Regions from separate parts of the Homo sapiens genome. Here region 2 is linked to region 1. Evidence: chromatin loops called from intact Hi-C (ENCODE). Cell type or tissue: PC-3. All regions are shown on one strand. Links, peaks and the distances in the headings refer to the core of each region. The heading gives the core; the rest is flanking DNA.

The links. Peaks named below come from ENCODE experiments on the same cell type or tissue, not always from the same donor. Only the 100,000 strongest peaks of a DNase experiment are listed, where the experiment ranks them.
Region 2: a loop joins it to region 1, with 6 times the contacts of the local background. A loop is called at or near these places in 2 of 110 quality-filtered maps.

Annotation. Positions count from the first base shown.
Region 1 is chr4:71,604,739-71,613,314 of GRCh38, reverse strand. No RefSeq gene overlaps it. Among named protein-coding and RNA genes, the nearest start is that of GC, 180 kb to the left of the region's middle. In PC-3, for the core only: no CTCF peak of the experiment used is centred there; DNase peaks (open chromatin) are centred at 3,964 and 4,834; H3K4me3 peaks cover 1,620 bases; H3K27ac peaks cover 2,194 bases.
Region 2 is chr4:71,188,489-71,190,988 of GRCh38, reverse strand. The region is part of intron 1 of SLC4A4 (solute carrier family 4 member 4); the gene reads right to left. Among named protein-coding and RNA genes, the nearest start is that of SLC4A4, 2.5 kb to the right of the region's middle. In PC-3, for the core only: a CTCF peak has its summit at 1,280; a DNase peak (open chromatin) is centred at 1,298; H3K4me3 peaks cover 764 bases.

The DNA of each region.
Region 1 (8,576 bases), core at 3,745-6,244:
ATTGGTTTACTACAAATTTTCAGGAGTAAAATTTGTTTCTTAACCAATTATAAGTATTTTTATTTTCCAAAACTTGGGTGTTCTACTAGAAAAATTTGAAAATAAGAGTAAAGTAAATATAGTCAGTTTTTCAATAATGTTTGTTTTGAAAATGCAAATTTGTCCCAAAGCAATTGATAAATTAGAAAAAATATTTAGTATAATGTGAATTTGTATTTCATATGCATGATTTTCTCTGCAGAAAACACTACATGAAGGTAAAAACCTTTATCCAGCTGAACTGAGCCAAGTAGGAATGCACAGAATGCATATCCACACACATCTTAAATATCTACCTCACTTAATGCAAGAGTTAAACGTCAAGGTTTGTTTTTGTTTTGTTTTGTTTGCTGTTGTTTTTTTCTTTGCATTTGTAAACTTGTTTATTAAAAAAAACTCTTTCATCATCTTATATATGTCTAAATGTCTTGGCTCAGAAATGCCAAATTATGCATGCAAAAGGAAAGCTTTAAGAACTGAGAAGAAGCTTGAAAGAGTAAAGCACTCTGAATGAAATGAGAGAACATGTGATACATTCTGAGCAACAAATGTAAAAGAATCCATACTGCCAACCATCAGAGACAACACTGGGAAATAAAAGAAAATTCTATGGTCAGGAAAATTTGGGTGCTGGAAGTCAATAAGAGCAAGGCCTAAAGAAGAATAAAAATATAGAAAGATTGTAAAGTATATGGACTGAAGACCAAATGTTAAGAAAATTGGAAACAATCTTTTCCCTAATCAAAGAGACAGCACTATCTATATTCAAAGACCCTAAATAGAAATTACCAAATCTTGCAGAAGTGGTTTTTGTTTTGTTTTGTTTTAGTGATAACAGTGTCTTCAAACATGGCAAGAACTTCCAAAGGCTTCAGCTGTTGGATGGAGCTGTAAGAACAAATTAGATAGCCACAAAAAAAATTCCCAGCAGTGATACAGAAGGCAATTAAAGAAAACAGCTGTCCTTTAGATCAAATTCTCTATTTTGAAGAATGGAGTACTATTATCATTGTACGCCTGAAAAAAACCTACCTTTCAAAGGCAGGAAAACATACCCCAGGATTCACAGCTGTGAATTGTATACAACTGATGCTGGCTGGCTCAAGCACAAGGATCTACAGTTATCCGTATCTGGTATTACAACTTTCCATTCTTCAGAAAATGGTTCTTCTGCCATTTAACAATAACTCACGAGTCACAACCCTTCAATGCCCACTTCCACAAACAAACTTTATGTCCTTTTCAAGATAAGGTATCATATTTATTGTAGTACTTTTGTATGTCTTGACCATTTAACCTGTGTAAGACTGTGCTACTGTTTTTATTAGGTTTCTGTCTTTTTTTTAATATGTCACAAAGAAGTTTTTGAGGTTTTGCCTAATTTTTCCCATAAGCCTCATGGTTTTTATTGTGCAGCTTTGCATAGCACTTTCATTCTGAGGAACACATATATCATGTTATAGCAGAACTAACAGTGTTACTCTTCAGAGATGGCCACTACCTTTCTGCAAATGCAAGTCATCTACATATTATAGTTAGGATGACAATTATCCAGAAAGATTACAGTCAATAAGATGAATAGTTTTGTCAATAACGGTAGCACAGAGAGAGAGGGAACTGGGGTTTTTATCTCTATGTTGACAACTCCCAAATGTATATGTTGAGCTCAGATTCTTCTTCTGGACTCCAAACTCATATAATCAAGCACATACTTGACATTTCCACTTGGCCTTCCTCCAGTCATCTCAAATGCACTTAACATGTCCAAAATGGAACTCTTTATCTTCTCTTGGAAAACTTCTCCTCCTCCAGTTACTACTGTCTTAGTAAACTTCCCCTCTGCTTTTGCCCTTTCTCCTATTCATGCCCAAGCCTTGCTAATCCTGAACAACTCCCCCACACCTGCCAGTTGCATCCCAATCATCACCAGACCTGTCTGTCAGTCTCCCAAATGCACTTTCAGTCTTTGTAACTTCTCTCTACTCCAATGACAACACTTGGTTTACATCTCCCTGGGACCATCATAGTCACTCAGTTGTACCCCTGCTACATGTTCTTCCCAGAGTAGCCTGAGTGTTTTGTAGGAAAAACTAAAGTCAGATCACAGCTCTGACTAAAGCATCTAATTGCTTTCCATTGCAGGTTTTATAATCCACAGAATCCCTCAAGGTGGGCAGGACATGGCCCCAGACTGCCACTTAAATCTCATTTGACAACACATCCCTCACATTATCATTAATTGTATCCAAAACCTGGCTTACTGGAGCCACGTTCTTTCTTGCCCCATACATTCACACATACTGTTCCTCTTCCATGCACATCTCACTTGTTTAATTTCTACTCAGCCTTTAAGGTCTCAGGCAAATATCAATTTTTCAGAAAGACTTTTTCTACTTCTTTTCTAAATTAGCAACTCCTTCATTTGCTTACTGATGGAGGTGTTTTCATTCACAACACTTTTTAAAAAATTTTGGCAAACAATTCTTTTTTTACATTTTTGTTGTTTTTGTTTTGTTTTGATTTTTTAAAATAAATTTAGGGCACAAGTGCAGTTGTGTCACACGGATATATTGTGTAGTGGTGAAGTCTGGACTTTTAGTTTACCCAATACCCAAATAGTGTAGGATTTCATCTCTCACACCCCTCCCACTCTCCAATTTATGGGCACCTCCAATGTCTATTATTCCACTTGGTGTGTACATGTGTACCCATTGTTTAGTTCCACTTTTAAGTGGCAACATGTGGTCTTTGACTTTTTGTTTCTGCATCATTTCACTTAATAATGGCCTTTAGTTCCATCCATGTTGCTGCGAAAGACATTATTTCATTCTTCTTCATGGCTGAGCAGTATCCCATGGAGTATATATATTCCATTTTCTTTATCAAATCATCTGTTGATAGACACTTAGGCTGATTCCAAGACTTTGTTATTGCAAATAATGATGTGATAAACATATGTTTACTCATAACACTTCTGACACCAAAATGAGGGGTTGTTTTTCCTCCTGAAACAAACTGAGTCTCCTACAATTCAATTCAATTGAATTCTGACACCCCCAGAGTTAACATCAGACTCCACAGGTTTAAGAGCTCAATCCCACAAGACTGCCCTTACTTCACAGGCCAATCCCAAGTATGAAATCCCCAGGCCACCCGCCCTTCTGTCCAACATAGCTACAAAGTTAGGGATTCCTACAACCCTCTTTTTAGAACTGATCATTGACTACAACTCATAGAACTCAGGAAAGCACTTAACTTACTATTTCTGGTTTATTATGAAGGGTAAAACTCAGGAACAGACCAATGGGAGAGATACACAGGGCAAGGTATGGGAGAGAAAATAGAGCTTCCATGCCCCATCTGGGCACACCACCCTCCAGGAACCTCTGCATGTTCACCAGCCTGGAAGCTCTCCAAACCCCATTGTTTATGTTTTATTTAAGGAGGTTTTATTACATACACATAATTGATTAAATCATCAGCCATTGTTGATTAGGACAGAGTCCAACCTTTCTGCACTCCCTGAAGGTTGGGGAGTGGGGCTGAAATTTCCAAGCTTCTAGACAAAGTTTGGTCTTTCTGGCCCCCAGTCTCTATCCTGAAACTATATTAGGGGCCCAGCAAGAGAGTTGCTTCATTGGAAAAAAAGGTGCTTCTATGATTGTTATCAATCACGAAACTCCAAGAGTTTTGGAAACTCTGTGCCAGGAACAAAATCCAAATTTCTTTCTATGATACCACACTGATCTTGTAATTATTATCCTTCTTAAGATTTATCACAGTTTGCATATATTTATTTATTCACTTGAATAATTCTTTGCTAAATTCATTATTTCTCACTAGACTGTGAATTCCATGAAATCAAAGAGCATCTCTATTTTGGTCACATTATTGCATAACATATGCCTGGTACATGGTATGCGCTTAAAAATATTTACAGAATGAATAATTTCCTTCAGAAAATGTTCATCACATATTGTGGATTTTGAATTAACTTCTGGAACCATATCTAAGAAAAGGGTTTTTTTTTGTTTTTTTTTTTTGAGACAGTCTCACTCTGTCTCCCAGGCTGGCGTGCAGTGGCATGATCTCAGCTCACTGCAAACTCCGCCTCCCGGGTTCAAGAGATTCTCTTGCCTTAGCCTCCCAAGTAACTGGGATCACAGGCACCCACGACCAGGCCTGACTAATTTTTGTATTTTTAGTAGAGACAGGGTTTCACCATGCTGACCAGCCTGGTCTCGAACTCCTGACCTCAGGTGATGTACCCACCTTGGCCTCCCAAAGTGCTGTGATTGCAGGCGTGAGCCACTGTGTGCCCAGCAATTTTTTTTTTTTTTTTTAGAAATGAGGTCTCAGTATGTTACCCAGGCTGGTCTCCAACACCTGGTCTCAAGCAATCTGCCAGCCTCAGCCTTCCAAGTGCTAGGGTTACAAGCATAAGCCACCACATCAGCCTAGAACACACAATTTTAACATAATCAGATAAACATAAAAATAGCAATTATTAGCATGTTGATTATTTGCAATTCACCTTAAGGACAACTTTATTGATTATTATCTATTATTATCTCCACTTAACAGTTGAGGAAACTGAAACTCAGGAAAGGTAAGCAATTTGCCTAATTTTACACGGTCGATGATAGAAGTTAAATAGCAAGTGCTCTGAACACTCTCTTAAGAGACAGAAAGAACTTACTCACCCTGAGGGAGTTGAAAAAGGTTTCACTGAGAAGTGACACTTGATCTGAATTTTAAATAATGAGTCAGAGGTTTCCAAACAGAAAAATGGTATGAGGGCATTCCAGGAAGAAAAAGGTATGCATAAATGTGGGAAAGGGCATGACATATTTGTTTAAGGCAAAGAGTTCACAGGAGCTGAATTCCTAAGTTACTTGGCAGAAAGTACACAGAAAAGAGGCAACAAAATTAGGTTTGGACCAAATTGGGAAAGGCTTGCATTAAATCTAATCTGGACAAGGGAAAACCAATGGTGGATTTGGTCTAAAAAAAAAAATCCAGGTAGCTTTCTATGACTTAAAATGCTAGGTATATACAATTCTGCCAAAGAGAAACAAAAGTGTCAGACTTATTGAAACACACAGATGATAAAAGACAAAAGTTAGGAGTTCCTCATTTAAAATAAACCAACAGCTCTCTTCCTCTTTTCTTCACTTCCTTTCCTGGACACTTCAGTCCTAGCCAACCAGGTGTAGTTGAGCATGTGTCCATCTCAGCCTGGGAGAGCCACAGTGGTCAAGAGTGAGAATTGAGAGCAAGCTAAGGGTAATGAGAGCGTCCACCAAAGGAGGCAGCCCAAGGTGGCCTGACAGTGCTTCAGTAGGATAAGGAAAACATCCATGTGAGCAGGCAGCCTGGCAGCAGGTGTTGGAACCTGAGCACATCTATAGAGGCATAGCCCAGGTGCAGGATCTCAAAGCCAAGCAGGGTAAGGAAGACACCCCTGAAGGGGTGAGCCCAACACAGGGAGTCAAAGCCCAAGCAGCATGAGGAGGGTGTCTGTGTAGGAGGGATGGCATGATAAAAAGAACTGGGTGTCCAGGTCAGGTAAGGAGGATGTCTGGGTATGGGGGGTGATCCAGTGTAGAGTGTCAAGACCAGTTGTGGTGAGGAGGGTTTCTTTCTGGGATAGTGGCCAAATGTGGGGTGTAAGAGCCTAATGGGAGTAAAGAGAGTGCCTGCATGGGTGCCGTGATGTGGCAGTAGCCAGGAATGAGGATGTAAAACCTGAATGGAGTGACGAGGATGTCCCCATGAGGAAAGAAATAGGATCAGCAATGGTGAGAGGTGAAGCCAGTGGACTTCATGCATCGAATGGGGACTTGGAGAACTTTTCTGTATTACAAGAGGATTGTAAAACACAGCAATCAGCACTCTGTAGCTAGCAAGGGGATCATAAAATGCACCAATCAGCGTGTTGTAAAATGTACCAATCAGCGTGTTGTAAAAACGCACCAATCAGCACTCTGTAGCTAGGAAGAGTATTGTAAGATGCACCAATCAGCACTCTGTAAAATGCACCAATCAGTGCTCTGTAAAATGGACCAATCAGCACTCTGTAAAACGCATCAATCAGCAGGATCCTAAAAGTAGCCAATCACAGGGAGTATTGAAAAAAGGGCACTCTGATAGGACAAAAACAGAACATGGGAGGGGACAAATAAGGGAATAAAAGCTGGCCACCCCAGCCAGCAGCAGCAACCCGCTGGGGTCCTCTTCCAAGCTGTGGAAGCTTTGTTCTTCCACTCTTCACAATAAACCTTGCTACTGCTCACTCTTTGGGTCTGTGCCATCCTTAAGAGCTGTAACACTCACTGTGAAGGTCTGCAGCTTCATTCTTGAAGTCAGCAAGACCATGAACCCACTGGAAGGAACCAACTCCGGACACAATGGGAATGAGTTCCTTACTCGTAGATTGATCAACAAATAAGTACCTTAAGGGTAATGTGTGCAGATTGCTCATGAATGAACTGCAAATATGGAACTTTATGGTTTTGTCTGGCATTGGAGGCATTAGTGTAAACTCAGGTCTTTCAAAATATATGTTAGATATAGAAATAAATAGAGGTGTGTGCCTGTGTGTATATAATGAGAGGGCATGAGATAAAATGAAAGGCAGGAAGCACAGCTAGCACCTTGATCTTGACTTCTAAAGACCTTTATCCATTGAGAGCTAGGGATTTTGTGAAGAAGTAGCTGATTCCAGGCTGGGGGAGAAAACTACAGTGTGAGCCTAGAACAACTTGTGGTGTCTAAAAGTGAGGAAGTGCTCAAAGAATCATAGAGACTTGTAGAAAAAAAAAAAAAGTCAGGTTGAAGGGGCTTCCACTAGGCAAATCAGGGATAATTTGGAGGTCAAAATGAATACAAAGTGGCAGACAATAACGCATTAAATAAAACAGGAAATCATGAGTCTATATTAATATAAGCAAACAAGCAAACAGATTGAAACTATGCTGAGAAAGAGGATTTTACATAGTCTCATATACTTGCCCCTGCAAAAAATGCTTATTAACTGCAAAGGGAAAAAGAGTCACCTCACAGTGAACAACCTTGGCAGATGCCACCTCATTCAAGGATTAAACACCAGTGATAAGACAAGATGTATTTTATCAGGTCCACCTGATAAAATACAAAGAACAGAACACAGTATCATTTTAAAAATATTTATGCCAAAGATGCATTACCTGAAACTAAAGATAAGGAAATGTTAGACAAACCCAAAGAGATAGTCTCTAAAATAATTGACCTGTAATCTTCAAGTGTCAGAGTGTTAGTTAAGAAGAGACTGAAGAAGTAACTGTTCCCTATTGAAGGAGACTACACACATGACAACTAAATGCAAGCTGCGATTTTGAACTGCATTCTTTAGATACAAAGGATGTTATTTACACATGGGCTGAGGACGAGATGGTAGTAAGGTATCAATGTTAATTTCCTGATTGTGAGTGTTGTATTGTGGTTATGTCCTTTTTTATAGGAAATGCACATTCAAGTATTCAGGGATGATGAAGCATAATATCAGCAACTTAAGAATAGATTCAGAAAAAAAGGTTCTTTGTACTTTATATCCACAGTTTCTGAAGATTGAGATTCTTCTTCTAAAAAAAGAAACCAACAATAAAATCCCATGTGTGTGTCAGCTGAGTTCTCCAGAACTCAGTTTGAGCTCAAACATAATGCAGGAGGACCTTCATTCTTCAAACCCCAGGCAATGTACTGCTTCCCTTAGCAACTTACTAAAAATCATATTCGTTCTTACTTTAACACACAATTCTTAACACATCATTCTTGGTTTTCAATCTTTCTGGCCAATGACTGATTACATGACCACTATTGAAGCAGACCAAAGACTAACGGGCGCGCTTGTAAAATAAATAAGTAAATAAATGTAAAAGGTGAAGGTTATTTAGCTTGCTGCAGGAAGGGAGACAGCACTCCATAGGAACATAGGAGCATGTCAGTAATGGGGAGGGGGTTAAGAAAAGGCTTCTTATGGGAGTTGAGCTTATGTTGGATGATTCTAAGGAGTTAAATAAGGAAACAAGAACCAGTTCTGAATTGGGAGCTTTCAAGAAGAAGGAAAAAGTCAGTGATTGGGAATCTTAACATTTTTTGTCTAAGAGATAAGAAGAATAAAGCGAATCTAGAGTTGCCACTGGTAAAAAAGCAGCAATCATTCATGTTAGTCAAAAGAGGTGGGTATTTAGTCATTTCTCTGGTCACGTAGCAGTCTTGTCTATGCCTTGTTCTTAGCATTGTTTATGCGAATGTTAAGAACACAACGTTGTGATGGGAGAGAATATTGCGGTCTGGTTTTCATCAGGGCCATGTTTCAGTTCCTCACCAGAAAAATAGACAGAGATGAGTAGTACTGTAAGATGCAGACACAATGCAAACACAGGAAGTAATCACCAACAACCTGCTATTAAGAAAGCAACCAAAAAATTAAAGAAAAAACATGGACCCAAGATAATTATAATAATAATCTGCTAACTGCTGCCAGTTCCTAGGAC
Region 2 (2,500 bases), core at 1-2,500, 420 kb after region 1:
CAGTACTCGAAGTATAGATCCTACTGAATGTGAATGCTTTCACACCATTGTAATTCTGAAAAATTTTAACTGGAACATCATAAGTCTGGAACCGTCTATATTCAGCATCAAGTAAGACATTATCATTAAGGAATAAAATTATTGGCATCATTAGGAAGATTGGAAGAAAAAGTTTTATCTCTCCTTTGCCACAGCAAGTAAAGCCATTAGCATTTATACACTTGTTCATTTTTTACAGACAGGATCTCCCTATGTTGCCCAGGCTGAGGTGCAGTAGCTATTCACAGGCACAATTTAATAGCAATTTTATGGGCACAATTTTAGAGCACATGACAGCCTCGAACTCCTATGCTTAAGTGATCCTCCCAACTCAGCCTCCAGAGTATCTGGGACCACTGCACCTGGCTCTCATTGTATTTTCAATGTCTTGTTAGAAATGTCATTGCACTGCTGAGACTACCAAATGCAATAAAAGCCATTGCCACAGAAGTATTACGAAAGTAGTTAATATGGCTTCCGACAAAATTAAATCAGCCACCTCTACAAATGAGTTGTGTCTGTGTGTGTGTGTGTGTGTGTGTGTGTGTGTGTGTGTGTGTGTGTAAACATACATAGACAGAACTGAGTAAAGGAGACTCCATCCCTATTGCTGGAAAAATAACCAAAGCTGTGCACTACTGAGGATAAAAAGATCATCTTCATGTCAGAAGAACAGCAGCATATTTTCCATTTTTGTGACCCAAACGTATCAAGAGTTTATATATTGGGAGAAAGGCAAAATGTATTTGGAATACAACTTAGCTGACCTCAAATAAAACTTTATTCCTCCTTTCCTCTAAGATTCCTACATTATGTAAAAGTAGTAAGATCCAGTTTTGTAAAGTCTTACTAGCTTCCTGGATGTTCTTTATCCATTTTGCTAAATGACTCCCTAAAAATACATAAATTTCATAAGTCACAGGTTGTCCTTGGAAACAGCATCAACTGAGATCCATGTTCTGCTTATAGCTTCCTTTGTCCCATCAAATCATGCATTCTGATTCCTTCATTTAGCAATCAAGAAAAAAACACTTAGAAATGTTAATCATCATTAGATTTTCCTCTTCTCAGTTTGTTCTTTCCACTCCCAATCTTATCTATCAACTCTGGTCTTAGATTTCATTCATATTATTTTAAATAAACACAAAGAAACTCCAAGAAACAGATATGTATCTCGCCACACTTAAGTCCAGCAGAGTCTCTCAGGACGCTTCTCCTCTAACAATAGCAGTCCTCATATGAGGTCTACAGCGCTCACAGAGGCAGGCAAGGAATCCTGTTTATTTACATGATTCACCAGCTAGTGTGCATTTCTTTAAGTGTTGTCTTTTCCTTTAAGATGTAAGCTATGGCCAGATATCACTCTTGTTATCGGAACAAGGGATCAGAACCTCAAAACTGTACCTGCCAGCACTCAGCGAAAAATGAGATTACCATCAGGGCCTACTGGAAGTTGTCCCAAAGGTTACCCGATTTCTATCGCATTATTCCTCTAAATCTGATTGCCTTTATTTCTTTCACACAACATTTTTGTAAATCCAAAATGTCTCTTAATCATTTAGAAGACTGAAATCATAGTACTAACATTCAAACATCTAAAATTATTTAATATTGACTACGTGAACTAAAAGAAATACATTAATCTAAACTGAGAGTACATTCTGTCAATCTCATTGGGTAAGGTGTCTAATGTATGTTTTTAAGTCTCCAGAAATGACCCCAAAAGAGCAAATGGCACCAAAACCCTCATTCTGAAGTACACTTAAATCCAAAATGTTGGGGGTTTCTTAGTTTTCAGTTTTTTTAACATGGCTGGGACTATCAAAATATCCCATCTTGTCCTTGTCACCCCCACTCCTACAAATGTTCTCTGCCTCAACAGCTCATAATGTAGTGGTACTGCTTTCCTGTCTCCATCTACATATATGAGAGTTTCTCTGTCATCTTACTTGACAGTGTGGGATACAGTTAAAACAAATCATTCAATTTCAAGATCTACCACAAAGACCAGAATCCTATCAGTACTTTTAACTTTAAAATGAAAGTAAAAGTTTTTTCTCAGCTATAAAAGTTATAGAAAAATAAACAGGCACACTTCCTTTGAATGAAGTTATACTAATATCTTCAGTCTAAGTACTAAAATGACCATGTAAATTATTTACATGCTAATATGAAAGACACAAGAAAGAGAGCTGTAGTCAGAAACGTTTTCAAAAGACATCACATTGGCTATAAAAAGCTACTGAATATTGTTCTAATGGCATTGACGAATCTACTGAAATCACAATGAAAAAAAAAAGCCCAAATGAGCAATGTACACTTTAATTAATTTAATTCAGGTAGTATTACAACTCCAAGTCCCAAGATACAAGAAAAAAGAGAAATACAGTACAACACAGTGTCTCTTAGGAAAGGAACTGCTGCAGGATTTGAGACAATGAGCGTTTAGTACAGCCCAGTG